2 separate regions of the Homo sapiens genome follow, and region 2 is linked to region 1. A link is a loop called in an ENCODE intact Hi-C map of the cell type or tissue named here. Cell type or tissue: Panc1. All regions are shown on one strand. Each heading gives the region's core, and the rest is flanking DNA. Links, peaks and the distances in the headings are about the cores only.

Region 1 (9,271 bases), core at 500-8,499:
CAAGAGAATGCCTCTTACTTGAGGTGTGTTCAGAAGGTGCAGCATCACCATGTAAAATCTACTAAGACTGGGCAACCTAACAGCTTCACAAGATCATCTGTCCTCACAAGTGAACAGTCTTCCATCAGACTGATGGTCTATCATGGAAAAGAGTTTTCATCAGTGAGCTACGGTTTGATTACACCGCCATATTAAATATGTCTCCATCAGAGAGGAAGGGTATGGACAAAGAATAGAGAATTCTGTATTTCTAACATAAAGTGTAGTTTAAAACAAGAATTGAACTGTAGATAAAAGAAAAAGGAAAGGAATGTAATATTTATTTAATGTCTCCTCTATACTAGTTACTGTAAATGAGTTATTTCACTTAACTCTGATAACCTGTGGAAACAGATATTCTTAGTGGAAAGAAACCAAAGCTCAAGACTGACTGAGCTGGAACTAGAACCCTTAACCATTACGGGGAACTAGCATGGGCTCCCTCAGTACTGTTAAATTAATAAATATGTTGGTGTTTTTTAGTTTCATTTGATGTTAAAGTCGTTTTAATGTCCACTGTATATTGTTATTTCACTAAAGAATCTCCTACTTAATATTTAGTGATATTAAGGAATAATAAATTTCAGTTAGGTGTAATAATGATATTATGTACTAGGATTATGTTTTCATTTATCTTTCTGTTTTTAGAATCCTTATATTTTATACACGGAACAACTTACAAGTAAAATTATACAATGCCCAGGATTTGCTTCACAATAAGACAGGGGGAGGTAACAGATGCAACAGGATGAGTCCTGAGTTGCTCAAGGCTGAAGGTGAGTACATGCTTATATGGGGGGTTCCTTGTGCTATTCCACTTTAGTATATATTTGAAATTTTCCATAATAACATGTTATTTTAAAAAATCTCGGGGCTTGGGCAGTGGCTTAAGCCTGTAATCCCAGCACTTTGGGAGGCTGAGGCGGGCGGGTCACCTGAGGTCAGGAGTTCAAGACCAGACTGGCCAACATGGCGAAACCCCGTCTCTATTAAAAATACAATTAAAAAAAACCAAAAAACCAAAACAACAAAACAAAACAAAACAAAAAAACTAGCCGGTGACGCACATGCCTGTAATCCCAGCTACTCGGGAGGCTGAGGCAGGAGAATCACTTGAACCCTGGAGGTGGAGGTTGTAGTGAGCCGAGATCGCGCCACTGCACTCCAGCCTGGTGACAGAGCGAGACTCGGTCTCAAAACAAAACAAAACGAAACAAAACAAACTCATGTAGTACTTTCTTCTTTTAACATTTTTAGTCATTTTGAGGTAGAGATTTTCTGCTACCAAACTAGGAACAACCCTTACTTAGTAACAACTAAATCCCAACAATCTCTGGCTACTTTATTTCTAAGTACTTGCAATCTTTGCTTAAATTCCATGTAACAGGATCAATGCCACCAAAAAACAACAACAAAACTTTCACTGGGACCTCACTCCCAGTCAGGCGGAAGTCCAAAAGAGCTCTGTGTGTGCTACTCACCCACTTCTCCCAGCAATGCCCAGGAGCAGTGACAGCATCATGGCTGCCCCATGGATGAGAAAACCGAGTCAGAGAGAGGATAAGGAATTTCCTCAGGGACATGTGGGTTGAAGCCTGGATCCAATCCAGCCAGTCTAAGTACCAGTCTTGAGTTCTTAACTGCCAAATTTACACAGAATCCTGGCAAGTCACAACTACAGTTTTCCAGTGCTATATTTGCAAGGAAGCACCTGGGAACTGAGAAAAAGCCTCCACGTGGGCAATATCAACATCAACCTGCTCTTTTCTTTTTGTACTACATCTCTATTCAACATGCAGTACATGCTTGATTTCACCCAATCGTGATCGCTACTTACAGAGCACCCGCCACGTGTGTGCCAGGTAGTGCATAAACTGCTTGACGTGTGCTCTGTGGTTTCCACCCCTCCATAACGATCGTACGAATTAGACATTACCTCCTCCTGCCCCACCTAGTAAACATGGAAACAAACCTAAGCAAGGTCACAAGGCTAATAAACGGAAGAATTGGCATTGATCACAGATCTGTATGACTCACGGTGTTCATGTTATGTTTAGCTTAGTTAGGTCTGAATTTTTCTTCATAGAAAGAAACTGAGCTTCATGAGAGTATTTGTGAGAGTATTTGTATATGTTGATTTTTTAACAAATTAACTACACTGGATACAGAAAGATCGGCAAAAAAAAAAAACAAAAACGTTTTCACTGATTGACATTTGTCTCCTCTGAAGTTGGCTACTACTGTTCCTTGTGTTTTACGACATGGGGGGCTTTGGATTGGCAAGCCCATAGGGGTATTGAGAAGAAGGTTCACAAATACAGCAAGGAAAAAGAATGGTCAGAAAGACTGGCAGTACAACGGTGACCAGTGCATTTTGAGTATCTATCATCAAGCCACCTGAAAACATGGTTTAAACAAGTAACGAAAGCAACATCCAGGATTGTTCATTCTCCCGTTTGAGTTCATCTATATTCAGTTTTTAGCTTAGAATAGGGTAGAGGGCAGAGGAAAAGACTCTGTGGGGGGCCTGGATGAATCAGGGTGGACAAAAGAAAGATGGGCATGAAATCCAGGGAGTTGGCCAAGGTGCCTGGGTTCTACTCCCTGCTTTGCCACTTACTGTGAAGGGATTCCTTATTCCCCACTGCCATGCATCATGTGGAGGGACTTCAGCTGGACCAGTCTTCCTGGCCTATCTCCCAACCTTTACTCACTCTTCTTAGAGGGAAGAGGAGAGAGCTGTGTTCAGATTTTGAGAAGGGAGAGCATGCTGCCCTGTCCTCTCCTCTTTTCAGATCGACCAGCCAGCAGAGAGGGTATATTCTGGCCCATGCCCCACTCGTATTGGGCCATAACTCTAAAGTCAGGTTCTCCACTTGGCTTTTTCTTGCTGACTCCTGTATTTTTCTTTCAGGTAGTTCCACTGGACTGGGAAGAAAGGGATATATTTTACAAGCTCCACTCAACTTTTAACCTTTGCCAGCTGAAATTTTGAGCAAGTTGCTTAATCTCCGTGGGCTTCACTACAAAAGGGAATTGGGTAAAAACTATTTTTAAAAAATAGTAGTGGCACAAGTTAATAGTCAATTTTTATTGAGTACTACATACTATACGGCAGGCACCAATCTAAATGCTATGCATCCGATTTGCTTCTCCTAACAATCCCTTAGGGTAGGTATCATTATTACCCTTTTGCAGATGAGAAGACAGTAAACTAACACATCCTGTATAAATGGTTTGAAATAAATACAAAAATAAATTTTTGTTTGGTATGTCTCAAACCGAGTGCCTGTGTGCTTTTAGCTTCTGCAAGTCTACCCACAAAGATGACTCTGCTGTCCCATCTGAGTACAATTAAGTCACTGCAGGTCGCATTTACCAGACCTGTAGAAGGGACATAGTGAGATCTAACTTGTTCAGGTGAAAGGCACTGTCTATAGCTATGGGCCAGCACAGAACTAACAGCCACAATCCAGGATCAGCCAGGCTCTGGCTCCTTCATTAGGCTAATACTTAACCAAACAAGTTATTTAAACTCCATTCTAAAACTACAGGCATTCATCTGACTCATCCCATTCTTTCTCCAAAGATAAATCAAGTTTACTTTTTAACTAGCTATATTTTAATGACGCTAATTTCCTAGATCATCAAGACATTGAAATTCTCCATAAAACCCATCTACCATAAAACCAAATTCATTATAAAACAGCAGTATGGTCCCTACATGAGATGCATTTGACAGGGGGAAAAAAAGACTCTCTTACATTATCTGCTCTTATACACATAAAGGTTTTACTAGGAAACACCAAACAAAACAACACAGCATCCCAATAGGCAAACAGGTCTCCTGTGAGAGCTGGTCCTATCAGTGGATCTACACAGTTGACATGGACTCAACACCAGGAACTACTAACATGGATGAAAGTCCCATAAGCATATTACCTAGTGGGGAAAAACTGAGACAAAACAGAGGTTGCCCAAAGCATGTATGGTGTGACCCATATGCGTGAAACATAGGAAATGCACACCTAGAGCTGTATACATACATAGAGGGGAATCTAAAAGACTGCTCGGCAAGGTATCAATGATTGTAGGTGGTAAGATTTGGAGACTGCTTTCTTCTTCATACTTTTTGCACTTTAAAATTTTTCTACAGTTACTACGTAAAATCCTTATAATCAGATAAAACATGTTATTAAACAATCAAAAAGGGTGAATCTTCCCACATACTTCCTTGACTAAAACTGTACATTACCTTCCCCTTTAACCCAGGATAAGCCCACATCCTCATGCCCAAGGCCCGCCAGTGCCCTACGCTCTGCTGCTGTCTCCAGACGCAAAGCCCTCCCTGCTTCCCAATCCTGTCTTCTGACTCACTCCTATGCGTGAGGCTCTGCTCAGGTGTCACACCTCCTAAAGGCTTCCCTGCTAACTCGAGGCCAGGTTAAGGATCCATCTTGCAAATACATCCCTTGCAGAGATGTCACCATCTTCTGAGTTTTGAATTGTTTTCATGTCTCCCTGACATAAGCTGCTGAGGCGTCTGCCTAGCCCAAAGTGGCTCCTCAATAACTATTTAATGCTCCACATGGGATTTTCTTTTTTTAAAAAACTTTTTGAATTGATTTTCTATCCCCTTCAAGAATCAGTAATAGGGTACAATAAACTCCAAACATACTAAGGCAGCCACATACTTCCCATTATCCACTAGATGGCAACACAAGTATTAGAGCAGCAGTAATAACAGGACCTCTCAAAAACAGCAGTTTTTTCCCAAGGACTTTAAAAATTTCTCTGATTCTTTTGATCTGGAATCAAAGGATTAATAAAGGTTCACCATTCTGTGCAGGAGGAAGCTGAAATGAGATTGTTTTTAAGCATACATATGCACTACAGATGAGTTGAGTCCAGGAATATTCTGAAACACTGCACTCTAGGCAGATTCCACACAAAGGGAGCTCTGGGAGCATGGCTGCCAGCTGCCATCCCAGGCGGCAGGCCCAGCTTTGTTTTTATGTGTCACCCACAGAACAGCCTTGCTAGCTGTTCCTTCGTGGGTGTTTTGTGAATTACCCAAAGCACGATATACTGTACAACAAAAACCCTGGTACAAAATGATGGGATTCTTCTCAAAGAGCGACCGCATTCTGACTGTGGGGAGAGTTCAAAGCAGTCGGCAAGTGTCCTTTGCTGATCACAGCAGTGGTTTGACTTGCAAACCCCCTCACCCTTCCCAGGATGATAGAAATTCTGTTCTGCTGGCACTCACAACACTTCCAACAAAGACCTGATTGATTATGGAACACTAAGTACTGATTTGCATAATTTGCCTCTGCAAGAAACAAGCATTGTTCAAGATTAAAGAGACTCCAGTAGGTCCCTCTGGCATATTGTAAAAAGGTCCCTGTAACACAAAATCATTATTTTTTTTTCATTCAATCAGTGGACACAGCTTGCTGTTCAGTTAGTATGCAGCCAAAGGCACAGCCAGAAAAACCACTGCTGTATGTTTGCCAACTACTGACAAGTTAAAGTGATTTTTCACAAGGATCATGTACCCAAGTTTAATTTGGAGCCCACTGACTAAATTCCGAGTCTAACTCCTTTCACTCTTAATTGAAAAATGCATCAATAGCAATTACTAAGTCAGAGCTAAAAGTTCAGAACTAACACACCTCTGGAGCATGTTGACCTGCTGATGTCACAGTGGGGACTGTCTGAGTCCTATCCCTGTGCAAAAGAAGCTCCCCAGTGACCAATCACCCACAAAAGAGGCTAGCACAGCCACAGACATTCCACTGTGCTCAGGACCACAGCAGCGAGTTTGTTGAGGGAATACATAAAGGAACTGTTCCTTTCTCGCTTTCTTCTTTTCTTTCAGCAGTTGTTGAGTAAGCAACTCCTGTCACTTTCCCCCAATTCCTACTGAGGGGGACACTCTTCACCAGGCCTCACCAAACTCGGATGGCTCTCCTCCCTGCTCCTGCCTCCTCCTTCCTTGTCCCCTCCTGAAGCACTAGCCTCCCTCGGGTTCCAGAACACCACTGTCTCTAGGTTCTTTTCTAAAACCTATAACTCCTTTTCTTCACCTTCATTCATTCCCTCTCTGCCTTTGTTAATCTCTGAAACTTCTTGTAAGTTCAGCCCTTGGCTCTTTCTTTACATGTTCTTGCTAAGCTCACTCATTCCAATCCATAGCTTTATTTACTGTCTACATGAATTGTCCACCCAGCCGCTGCCTCCCTCCTGTGTTCAAGCTGAGTGTATCCAAATGCTTTTTAGATACTGCCACTGTGTGTCCCACTGACGCCTCAAAAGCAATATGTCCCAACGGTATCCTCATGCAGCCACTCACACCCTCTGGCTTACTCCTAGTCCCTCCTGTTCTGACGGCCCCAAAGAGAAAGTCTTCATCCTTTCTAGATTCCAAGTTAGAACACCTTGGCCATTTTACACTCTTCTCTCTTTTTCACCCTACAAATGAAATTGGTCAGTCAGTCCCATCCACTCACCTTGTTAAACACTGGCTAAAGGAGCCAGCTCCATCTACCAGCTTCTGTTCCTGCACTTCCTGCAACCACCTGCGTGCCAGACCACAGAGCCTTTCCTTAAGCAAGCCTCCTCTTCTCTGCCCTGCACTCTGGCACCTGCTTCTCTCTGCCCAGAATGTCTTCATTCCCATCACTCAACTTCTACTCAAAATTGCAGGCCCAAGGAGGCTTTAAAATATAGTATTCTGGGTTCACTTTCCACCTTCCTTGAGGCAAGCTGTAAGTGATAAATGTTAGCTGAATATATCAAGTTCTTTATTCCATCAGTCTGGAAATCTTACCAGAAAAAATAAATAAGGCCATCTTAACCTAGGAAAAGTATAATCAATAGCTAAATAACCTATTGCTAAGAACCAATACTAATCTTACGGGACTGCGGCTTCCAGAATTCAGCATATGTCTTTTTAGAGACAGAAGGAGAGAAAACATGTGCACAAAAGAGGAGACTGACTTTTCTAGATCCAACCTTCTTACTGCAGAGAGTCTCAAGTAACAGACAATGAGGCTGGTTAACAGGGGGGCATGGGTGGTTAACACTAGGTAGGTGGATTTAGCAGTCTAATTTCTCATATTAGCAACTAACTTTCTAACAACCTGGAACGTATAGCTTCCTTTCTAATATTAAGCCCCTATCATCTTTAAAGAAACCCAGAAATTAAAAAAAACAAAAACCTAGAATCTTAGTGTTGATGACACAAAGAACTCATGATTTAATTTCAAAAGTTGAGTGGCACCTTATAATGCTTAAGATTCCCATTAAACTCAATGCAACTTCCATTTTAAAAGACTTCTAGGACTCTTACACCCATAGAAAAAAACAAATGTTTATTATGCACTCAACTCTTCCTCCTCACTCCTTCCAGCCCCAACTTACTAACTTCAATCTAATTAAACATCTTCATTCCCATTCTTCTAGTTCCCCAAACTACAATTATTTGGCATTACTGAACACATTCCCACTATTTCTGAAGCTCTGTCCACTCCCGGTTTACCTGACCTTACTATTTGCCTAGAACAGGCTAGATGACACACAGAGCAGTGACTACCTCCCTGCTTGGATGGTTAAGACTAGCAAGGATCTAGAAGACACCTGCTTTGCCAAAAGAGCAGCATGATAGGGCACCCACTGCCTCTCCCTGGCCATCCATTTCACCTCAGACAGTAAAAAGTTCTTTCTTACTCTGAATCGAGGTCAGCTACTGTGATCTACTCCACCTGAGTCTTCTCTCTTCTCCAAGCTAATCATTCCCAATCCTCTCAGGAATTTTTTTTTTCCTTTTTGAGACAGAGTGTCGCTCCTGTTGCCCAGGCTGGAGTGCAGTGGCATGATCTCAGCTCACTGCAACCTCCACCTCCCAGGTTCAAGTGATTCTCCTGCCTCAGCCTCCCGAGTAGCTGGGACTACAGGTGCGTGCCACCATGCCCAGCTAATTTTTTTGTATTTTTAGTAGAGATGGGGTTTCACCATGTTAGCCAGGATGGTCTTGATCTCCTGACCTCGTGATCCGCCCGCCTTGGCCTCCCAAAGTGCTGGGATTACAGGTGTGAGCCACCGTGCCCGGCCCCTTCCTCTCAGGAATTTTTTATATGAAATACATCTGCGGCTTCTGGCCATACTTACTACCTCTGAAAATAGTTCATGGGCCTCCCAAATAAAATACAGTTTCCAGAATAGAATCAATACTCTCTGTGTCAGCAGAAAGTGCAGAGGAAAACAGAACCATTGCTTCCCTTGTTCCAGACTCTGGGCTTCTAGTAATGCCACTTAAGGGCATGCTCACCTTCATGTCACTGAGTCGAGCTGAATTTACATCGACTAAAATGACTTTTTCCATGAGTGCTGCTGATAAACTAGGTCTTCATTATATGCACATTTTTCCTGGCCTCCTGTCATTTGCAATTCTGATCATTATGCCATTAAAGACATCTATAATGAAAAATCATCATTCAAAAAATGAGATGAAAATGGGATATAAAAAGTAACAAAGAACCGGAGACCCCTCCCTGTAGACAGCCAGCTCAACTAGTCACGAACACCCTAAGGGTCTATTTTAAAAACATTTCCTCCACAAAAACATCACGGAGAGGCTTTGCTAACTACTGCCGTCTAAAAACAAATATTCTCCTCCCCTACCTGCCTAACAACCCAATCCAAAACTACACAATAGGCTGGAAAGACATGGCTCAGGCTTCTGAATCCCTGCCGGTTAATAATGACTACTTTCTTTTCTGTGTGCTTGGAAAACTTTCTTTCATTTGTTCACTTGACAAATATGTAAGACCCAGCATGGGCCAGGCACATTAAGGACGGAGGTAATAAAGAAAAGAGGAAGGGAGGAGGGAGAACAGAACAAGAAGTTCCAACCCAAGGATCCGACCCAACTTCGCACTGCTTTGCGTTTCAATCCAAACCCCATCTGGTCTGGAGGCTGTGTGTGGAGAGTGTGCATGCATGCTGCATTCTTCTGAGTCTCCATACTGCAAAGGATGAAACCAGGTAAAACAGACCTGGGTTCAGATCCCAGCTCTGCCACTTACTAGTGACATGGCTTTGTGTCACTTAACCTCTTCCAGCCTTCATCTCTGAGGTATAAACTTGAGACAGTAATAATGCTGAAGGTGACTACAGGTCACTGATGAAAATAATGTCTGTGAAGAGTCTGACACTGTGTCTGGCACAC
Region 2 (9,271 bases), core at 862-8,861, 500 kb after region 1:
CCCAGAATTCCCATGGTGCACTTACTTTATGAACAAGGAAACGAAACACAGAGTTGAAATAACTTGCTTGAAGTCAGAAAGCAAGGACCTGGCAGAGTCTGGGTTCTAACCCGGGACTCTCCAACTCCACATTTTTGAACTTGCCCCACCCCTATTCTGATGTCAAAGTCCAGATCCTTCCATGAGTGTGTTGTGTGACTTTGGTTCCATCATTTTAAATCTCTGAACTCACCTGGGTCTGAATTAGATGATCTCAAAATCTCTCTCTAGCATTAGCAGATGATAGCCCCATGACTCCAGGATGCAGATCACCTCCCGAGTGTCCCTTCCTCAGTGGTTTGCATGGAACTAAGTACATAGTTCCACCTCCAGTTCTACAGCCCTTGCAGATCCCCTACACCATGGCTGTCTCACTGATAAAGGCCAGAGCCCAAGTCTGGAAATCCACAATCCACGCAGAAAGATGGAAGGAGCCTGGGAAGAGGGAATGAGCTCCCTCCGTGAGGCCCAGGGTCAAGAGGAGCCCCTTACTGTTCCAGCCCCCACAAGGGATGGCTTTATGCTTCCTGCAGAGGGTAGCCTTGCAATGTGCATAAATTAAGCACGGTTCAGTCTTTATTGCCACGCAAAGCCTTGGGAGGACTGTTTTATATGTCTCTGTTCTCATGGCGTTAGCATCATATAGGCTGAAATTAATTCCACCAGACGGGCTGCTCACAAGCAGAGCCAAGAATTTCCTGGGAAGGAGTTAGGTCTGACTTTGGCAGCCGCTGTGTGCAGTGATAAAGGCGTCTCAGACGGTCTCACACAGCTGGGGCATCCAAGGGTATTATATTCTTTGGCCCTCGAGGGCTATTTCTCCCTCTTCCAGAAAACTGGGTGTGGAGTATGGGCTTGGAGTCAAGGCTGATCACAGATGGGAAATAGACCCTGGCATTCTCCCTCATCCCTGGATCATTTGATCGATGAGGCTAGGGAATCCCAAACAGGCCAGCCATCGTCCCTGTCTCAGAGCGCCGGAGCCATTGGGCCTGACTTCTGGGCTGGCTCACCTGCCCTGAAACCAGACTATTACCCACAGGAGATGGTTGCCTGAGCCCTGTGGCCTTGCTTCTGCCTTGAGTTCTGTTGGTCCTTTGTTTTGCAAAGAACTTCTAATATGGTGTCCAATTTGAGGTACCCCAGAGGCCGGGAAAGTAGGGGAGGTGATATTATTAGGCATGCTAATAATCATTATGATAATCACCACTATTTACCAAGTATTTCCCTCTGTACCAGCCCCCTTGGAAGCACTTTACACACATGAACACATTGCTTTGCAGAGAGGCCCATAGAGGAGAATGAAATGACCGAGGGCAGAGACACTCCCAGGGAATCTGCTCTGTGCCAGCCTCCTCCCCAGAAATTTCACAATCCAGAACTGTTGCAAAGCTTGCAGCTTGCCAAACATATTGTGTTAATCTCCATCCCTTTGCTTATGCTCTTCCATTTATGTGTCTAGCATTCCCTGGAAAATGCCTATTCATCCCTCAAAACCCAGCTCAGGATGCGTTTCCTTCTGCAAGCCGTGTTGTATCTCCCCAGGCTGATTGCATCTCCATTCAACCAGCACGTATTGGGAAGATTTCAAAAGGAATAAAGAACTCTTGTCTGCACGGGAGCTTAGTTTAGTGGCTGCTGAGTCCAGTCCCTCTTCAGAGCCACTCCCCTCCCTGACTGTCCCAGCCATCTTTCTCACCCTCCAGATTCCTGTTGGGTTTGGCCAAGGGGCGACATCAGCAGGAGATCTGAGGGCGGGAGAAGAGTGGGAATGGGTGTTGGTTCCCCTAACTCCCTCTCTGTGTGGTGTATGCACGTGTCTTTTGTGTTCTGTATTCAGATTCTTTGACGTCTGAGGCCTTGCTAATCCTGGAGGGACTGCCCCTCCCAGGGCTGGCCAATCTAGAAATGGTCAACAATTCGCTCAAGAGTGTGCTTTTCAAACGCCAACCAACTGATCCAGAGCCCACACCCTCCACCTCCTCCCCTATGGGGCTGTCACACTCCACCTGCCCTGATCATCCCAGGGCTGGAAACCAGACAATGCAGGGCAGCAACTCTGAGCCCCAGATCAGCTAAAATTATTCAAACCAGCAATCCTAAGCCTGCCTGCCCTGCCTCTTTCATTCCTTCCAATCAAAACCTCAATGGAGGTTCTTGCCTACTGTGTCTCCCCTCCCTGTCTCCTGACCCACCTACGTGTTTCCCCAGTGGCTCTTCATAGCATGGTGGGCCCTTTCTTATTGGGAACTCTAAGGGACAAATGATCTTTTCAGTGTCAGTCCTCTCCCAATCTGCTGGCCTTATCATACCGAAATAATATTCATATGGCCAGGCGTGGTGGCTCAGGCCTGTAATCCCAGCACTTTGGGAGGCTAAGGTGGACGGATCACCTGAGGTCGGGAGTTTGAGACCAGCCTGACCAACATGGAGAAACCCCATCTCTATTAAAAATACAAAATTAGCTGGGCGTGGTGGCACATGCCTGTAATCCCAACTACCTGGGAGGCTGAGGCAGGAGAATCGCTTGAACTCGGGAGGCGGAGGTTGCGGTGAGCCAAGATCACATCTTTGCCCTCCAGCCTGGGCAACAAGAGCAAAACTCCGTCTAATAATAATAATAATAATAATAATACATACATACATACATACATGAACACATGAGGTTGCTTAGGACGGGCTGCTTCTGTCTGCTAGAGCCCCACTGCTCTGGCCCGTTGCTCCCATCTTGTGTTTCTGTCTCCGTTCCAGAGACCACCCCCTCACTCCCCATCGGGCCTAGGAGCAGTGACACTACCCCCTGCCCTTAGCCCCTGGGTTCTACACTGTCTCTTGCTGGTTACCCAAACCTCGTTCACAACTTGGTGAGTAGTCTTTGTATTAAAGTCTTTGTATTAAAGTATTTGTATTAAACAGTTTGAGAGTCTCTGTTTCTTGGTGGGGATGGAGCCATGAGCAGACCAGTTGAACACCCTCCTCTCCATCTATCCAACCGCCTTCACTTGCTTGTCTCGAAATCTGCCTCTGGCAGGACTCTTGAGTCCAGCCTCTGCTTCCCACATCTTGGTGTCCCTGCACAGCAAAGCAATCCCCAACCTGCAGGGAGCTGAGACAAGCAGCAGGATGGAAGGACAGCATTTGGTGGTTGGTCCAATGGAGGGATTGACGGAGGAGTCACAGAGGATGCCCAGGTCTCCAGTGTCACCAGTGGTGGGGCCAGACAGAGAATAGGCTTGTGGGGGAAAGAGATGAATTCATTCATGCTGTACAGAGCTGGAGGGGCCTGTGGCATCCACATGGCCAGTGAACCACGTAAGAGGGGGTCATGGTGTGGAGAGACCCCCCAGGAACCATGCAGAGAGGAATGGGAGTGGGTCCAGGGGAGCCGGGCTGGCATGTGGAAGCAGCAAGAAGCCACTGCTGGGGTGAAAAGCAGAGAAAGGAGAGGAGAGGGCAGAGCCCAAGGACCAGGCAAGGCAGGCTCTCATGGGGAAGTCCCAGGGACGTGGGCTGAGAGGGACCTTTGCATTTGCCCACTGAAACATCATGCGGGTCTGTGAGTTTTGCGGCAAGGAGGAGGGGGCAAAGGTGTGTTTGAGCAGGCGAGGATGACCATGGAAGGTGCGTGAGTCCTGACATGGGTGTGCTCAGAGGATAGCCTCGGATACGCGCAGGTGCGTGAGAAACTGTTGAAGGAAAGCGAACACGGGCAGGAGGGGTGTTGGGGGCTAAACTGTGTCCCCCTCACCCACATTCACATGTGGAAGCCCTGAAACCCCATACTTCAGAGTGTGATTGTCATTGGAGATAGGGCCTTTAGGGAGGTGATTAAGGTGAAATGAGACCATCAGAGTGGGGCCCCAATCTAGTACAGTTGGTGTCCTCATAAGGAGGGGAAGAGACACCAGAGCCCTCTCCCCTCGAGCATCCACACAGGAAAGACTGTGTGAGGACACAGCAAGAAGGTGGCTGTCTACAAGCCAGGTAGAGAGGCCTTACCAGGAACCAACCCTGTTGCACCTTTATCCTGGACTTCCAGCCTGCCGAACTGTGAGAAAAGAAACTCCTGTTCTTTAAGCTGCCTGGTCTGTAGTGTTCTGTTAGAGCAGCCTGAGCTGACTAATACAACAGGTATGGCCACCTGGCCCAGGTGGGGCAGGTGGGGGAAGGACAGGAAATGGAGACAGCTGAAGGACGGGCAAAGTTGAGTGGCTGAAAGTGTAGGGAACAGCATTTCATGCAGAGGGAATTGCATGTCCAAAGCCTGGCATGCAGCAAGCATGGCTCATTGGAATAATCAAAAAACAGGTCATTTTTACAGTAGGATTTGCCTGTGTGTGTGTGTGTGTGTGTGTGTGTGTGTGTGTCTGTGTCTGTGCTTAGCTTTTCCTTATGTTTTCTTTCTTATGGAGCCTCATATGCAGAGGGTTGTGGTGATCATATTCTTATTTCCTGACCTCATCCCCATCTAGTAGGAGAAAGCCTTTATTTTCTCTGATTTCTTCCCTCTTAGCCCCATATCCCAGCTCCGTTCGTCCCATAGTCAACCGTTCTACAGTTTTGACGTGTACTTTTCAATTATAAAATATGTGCTGCTATTTGTATGGATATATATATTTTTGTAGGACGTGTTGGGTCCTATATCTCAATTTCTCCCTTTCTTCTTTCTTTCCTCCTGTCCTTTCTTCCTTCTCCTTCCTTCCTTCTTTCTTTCTTCCTTCTCAGCCTTGTGTGAGGTCTTAAGATCCATCATGTTGCTGTGAAGTGGTGGTGAAATCTGTCACTTATACGCCAGGGCATTGCATCCCCTCCATCTTCCCTGTGATGGACACACAGGGTCTTTTCCTCTTCTTCTCCTAGGGTGGAGATTTGCAGAGTGTCTGATGAAGGAGGGAGTGAGACAGGAGGCCAGGAACCCCAGGGATGGCAGGATGGGGAGGGTCTAGTTCAGGACAAGGGAGAAGAAGGAGGTCCTATGACCTTGTGTGATTTCTCCAGGGACAGTGTGAGTGGATGGATTTGCCCAGGGTTGGGAATGGCTGGGACCCACAAGATGACAGGGAAGGGAGCAGATGACGGCACCTTCTAGAACACCCTTTCATTTCACCCTGTGAGCAGGGGAGGCCCAACTGAGACTGGCTAGTTGCTCTGGGAGGTGGGCTAGTTGGCATCCTTTCAACAGATTGTCTTTAAATACTTGTGGAACACTTATTTGCTGGGGTGCAGAGAGGAACTTATTTTTATTAATAAAAATTGCATGCCTCTCTATGCTCAAAATAAGAGATTTATTATGTGCATTTATTATAGGTGATTTTCCAAACCAGACAGCATCTTGGGAGGCATATTAAAGAGTCTAAAATGTAGATGATAATAAAATAAAGCCCTCATCTGGGGTCAACAGCCCTACATAATACCTCATTCTGTTTCTGAATCTCGGCTGGCTGTGATTTGCAGCTTCACATTCCCTATTGATGGCTGGAGCCAAGTGGATACAGCTCGCGGAGCTTGGCACAGAAATCTATGGCTGAGGCGGGTCATCCAGAGAATAGTGTGGTTTAATTTCCACTCCAGGCAGTGTCCACACTGGCAGGACCAGGGTTCAAGCTCCCCTTTGGCCAACTCTGTAAGCTATCGTGAGTGGAGACCTGCACTAACTGGAGCTGGATTTCTGATTTTTGCCAGTGATGTTTTCCTGCCCTTATGAGCCATGTCCCAGGCAGAGGCCTGGCTGGCCACTCTTGACACACCACTAGAGGTAGCTGCTGTAGTCCTTATTTTACAGCTGATGGCACAGGGACTCAGAATGGCTTAGTGACTTGCTAAAAGCCACATAACAAGCCTGGGCATGGTGGTTCATGCCTGTAATCCCAGCACTTTGGGAGACTGAGATGGGAGGATTGCTTGGGTCCAGGAGTTCAAGATCAGCCTGGGCAACAAAGTGAGAACCCCATCTCTACAAAAATTGAAAAAATTAGGCAAGCATGATGGCACGCACGAGCTACATGAGAGGCTGAGGTGGGAGGATTGCTTGAGCCTGGGAAGTTGAGGCTGCAGTGAGCTGTGATCACACCACTGCACCCCATCCTGGGTGACAGAGTGAGACCTTATTTCAAAAAATGAAAATTAAAAAATGAAAAACCACCAACACAAAAGCAATGAAACTGGGATTTGAATTCAGCTGATCTCAGAGCCCTGCTATTGCATTGGGCCTCGTAGTATATAAACCATGTCTTTTTTTTTTTTTTTTTTTTTTTCTGAGATGGAGTCTCACTCTGTCGCCCAGGCTGGAGTGCAGTGGCGCAATCTCGGCTCACTGCAAGCTCCACCTCCTGGGTTCATGCCATTCTCCTGCCTCAGCCTCCCGAGTAGCTGGGACTACAGGCGCCCGCCACCACGCCCGGCTAATTTTTTGTATTTTTTAATAGAGACGGGTTTCACCGTGTTAGCCAGGATGGTCTCGATCTCCTGACCTCGTGATCCGCCCGCCTCGGCCTCCCAAAGTGCTGGGGTTACAGGCGTGAGCCACCACGCCCGGCCAAACCGTGTCTTTTATTTTCTGTATTCTGATGCTTTCATGTCTGAGACCTTGCAGACCTTAGAGAGACTGCCCCTTCCCAGGGCTAGCCAATTTCTATAGATTGGAAACCACTCCTGTGAGTGTGACTTTCAGATGTAAACCAACCAGTCCAGATCCCACACCCCAACCACCTCCTCTATTGAGCTCTCAGTCAGAACCACTGTTCCCCTCTATGCCCCTAGGCAACCCAGGGTAGTGACGCTGCCTTGCCCATTCCTTCCCATGGAAACCACAGCAAAGGCTCTTGCCCACGTGTTTCTGCCCCTTCTGCCTCCTGACTGACCCTGGTGACTTGCACGGAGTGCTGTGCCTGTCATTTCCAGGGATCCGTGAGAGAAACACTTTTTCATTCATGATAGTCACTTCCTTGAGTCTTATATTTGATTAAAATAAATCCCGGGTCCCCTTAAGAGTGCACAGATTTTCTAACAATCGATATCCTGTTGATGCCAGGTGCCTGGCTCAGAGCTTTCACCCTCCCTTTTTCATTTTGGGTATAATCACATACAGTAAAATGCCACCCGTCTTATCTTCATCAGCACCAGCACCACCTCCTATCGTCCCCAGTTTACCCACAAGGAAACTGTATGGCAGAGAGGTTCAGTAATTTGCTGGACATGCAGAATAAACCAGTAGCTGAGAAGGAATCAAGTCAATGTCTCATCAATTCCTCTGACTCTCTAATGACAGGGTTGGAAAATAGCCTCCTGTTACTTCTGCTTGTGCACCTGACTGAGCCCTCTCTAAATTCTGCAAGAATCACTCACTCATTCATTGTCTCACGTGATCATTCACTGTCAGTGACTCTGTGCCCAGCCCTACGTAAGGCACTTGGGCAATAGAGAAATGATTCCAATGTGGTCCTTGTCCTCAAGGCCCTACAGCCCAGCTGGGGTCGGGCCTACACAGAGAAGCTGGCCAGGCTCAGTGGAGTTGGCGCTGGACTGGGGGAAGCAGAAGCATCCAGGGGCCTCCCTGGCCCCGCATGATAGAGGGAACCTACAGCCGACAAGCCCCGGGCTAGCTGGGCTCCGCCCGTGCCCGTGCCCTTGAGATCAGAGCCCTCCATGTCCTCTCTTGTTTTAACAAGCAGGGAATTTCCGCATCTTCTACCACCTGGAAGCAAATTCCACCAGCCCCTCTGCTCGCCACTCTTCCCTTCTCTGCCCACAAACCCCTTCTGTCTTTCCTATCTGGTACTGAGTGCTGTGTGATGTTATCTTTTTACTGCAAATGACGATGTGAACCTTAGTTATGAGGGTATCCAAAGCCACTTTCTAAATTGTGATAATTATCACAATTATCAACTTATCCCCTTATCTGCAGGGGATATGTTCCAAGACCTGCAGATGCCTGAAACCTCAGATAGAATCAAACCCTAAATGCGCTATGTCTTTTCCTATACGCTCATAACTATGATAAGGTTTAATTTATAAATTAGGCAGGCACGATAAGAGATTGACAACATTAATAATAAAATAGAACAATCATAACAATCTACTGTAATATAAGAACAATTATAACAATCTACTGTTATTACAACAATCTACTGTAATAACAATTATAACAATCTATTATAATAAAAGTTATGTGAATATGGTCTCTTTCTCTTTCAAAATATCTTATTGTACTGTACTCATCTACTTCCAGAGCTCAGTTGATCGTGGATAACTGACATAAGGAAGGCAAAAGTGGGTGAAGGAGGCCTGCTGAATTGGGAAATTGTTAGACAACATTCTACAACGGCTGAACAGTGCTTGTCATTTCAGTGCTGTACAAGAATATTAATGATGTGGAAAGCTGTCCATTATAATAAAGTTCAAAAAGAACTTGCAAAATACAAGATGCATTATGATCCCATTTGGTATAAATATTGGAAATGTATGCATCAGTGTCTAAGGATTGGGATTCAGGAGGTTTTCCTTTTCTCCCAGCTCATCTGTGGTCTTCTCTATTTCTATAAGAACAGGTATTGTGTAAAACAAAAACATTTGCATTTACTACGGTCCCTCCCTGCTTTCTACCGAGTCTGTGTTACTGGGCACAGAGATGGTCCTGGAAGAACAGAGATCTTAAGAAGGAACGGGCCTGTTCCAGGAGCTGGGAATTTGATTGCCTTTTTGTCCCACGGTGATCCCTCCAGGTCCCCAGGTTGGGTTGAGAGCTCTGTCACAACAACCTTTGGGTTGTGGTCCATGCCCATGTCACGCAGTAGAGGGTTCCTCTGTAAAGTAGAAATAATCGCCTCCACTCTCCCTGTTGGAAATTGAATGGCTTTATGCACGTAAAGCACCCAGCCCGAGGCCTGGTACACACTGAGTGCGCAGTAAAAGCCCAGCCATGGGCACCCTACCTTGTGCTCTTCTCTCAGCTGTCCTTGTGCTTCTCTGCTTCCATTCCTGATTCCTCCTCGCTCCGTCTTTTCTCACCTTCCGTCTCTAGTCCTTACTCCCATAATTCCTTCTTTCTTTTGCTGTCTCAGCAAGACAGGAGCAATCCTTGTTATCAAGACCAAGTTTTTTCCCAATGGTGTTATCTCATCGAAGCCTCCTAACCTTGCCGTCAAATCAGTGGTGTCATGCCCATTTTACAGAAAAGGAAACTGAGGCCCTGCATGATGCACTGTGCATTGGGATTGGTTTTGGATGGCTGTCT

Evidence for each region. Hi-C counts contacts between places; a loop is a spot of excess contacts. Peaks named below come from ENCODE experiments on the same cell type or tissue, not always from the same donor. Only the 100,000 strongest peaks of a DNase experiment are listed, where the experiment ranks them.
Region 2: a loop joins it to region 1, with 10 times the contacts of the local background. A loop is called at or near these places in 32 of 110 quality-filtered maps.

The regions. Positions count from the first base shown.
Region 1 is chr4:4,476,008-4,485,278 of GRCh38, forward strand. All of the region lies in intron 1 of STX18 (syntaxin 18), which reads right to left. STX18-IT1 (STX18 intronic transcript 1) reads right to left here and starts at 5,693. Exons shown (of 4, transcript NR_126434.1): 1 at 5,598-5,693; 2 at 2,660-2,967; 3 at 1,877-1,990; 4 at 114-137. In Panc1, for the core only: CTCF peaks have their summits at 4,754 (motif pointing right) and 4,954; no DNase peak of the experiment used is centred there.
Region 2 is chr4:4,980,216-4,989,486 of GRCh38, forward strand. It overlaps LOC101928306 (a long non-coding RNA gene), which reads left to right. Exons shown (of 3, transcript NR_125893.1): 3 at 8,267-8,456. Among named protein-coding and RNA genes, the nearest start is that of CYTL1, 35 kb to the right of the region's middle. In Panc1, for the core only: CTCF peaks have their summits at 5,779 (motif pointing right) and 5,978; no DNase peak of the experiment used is centred there.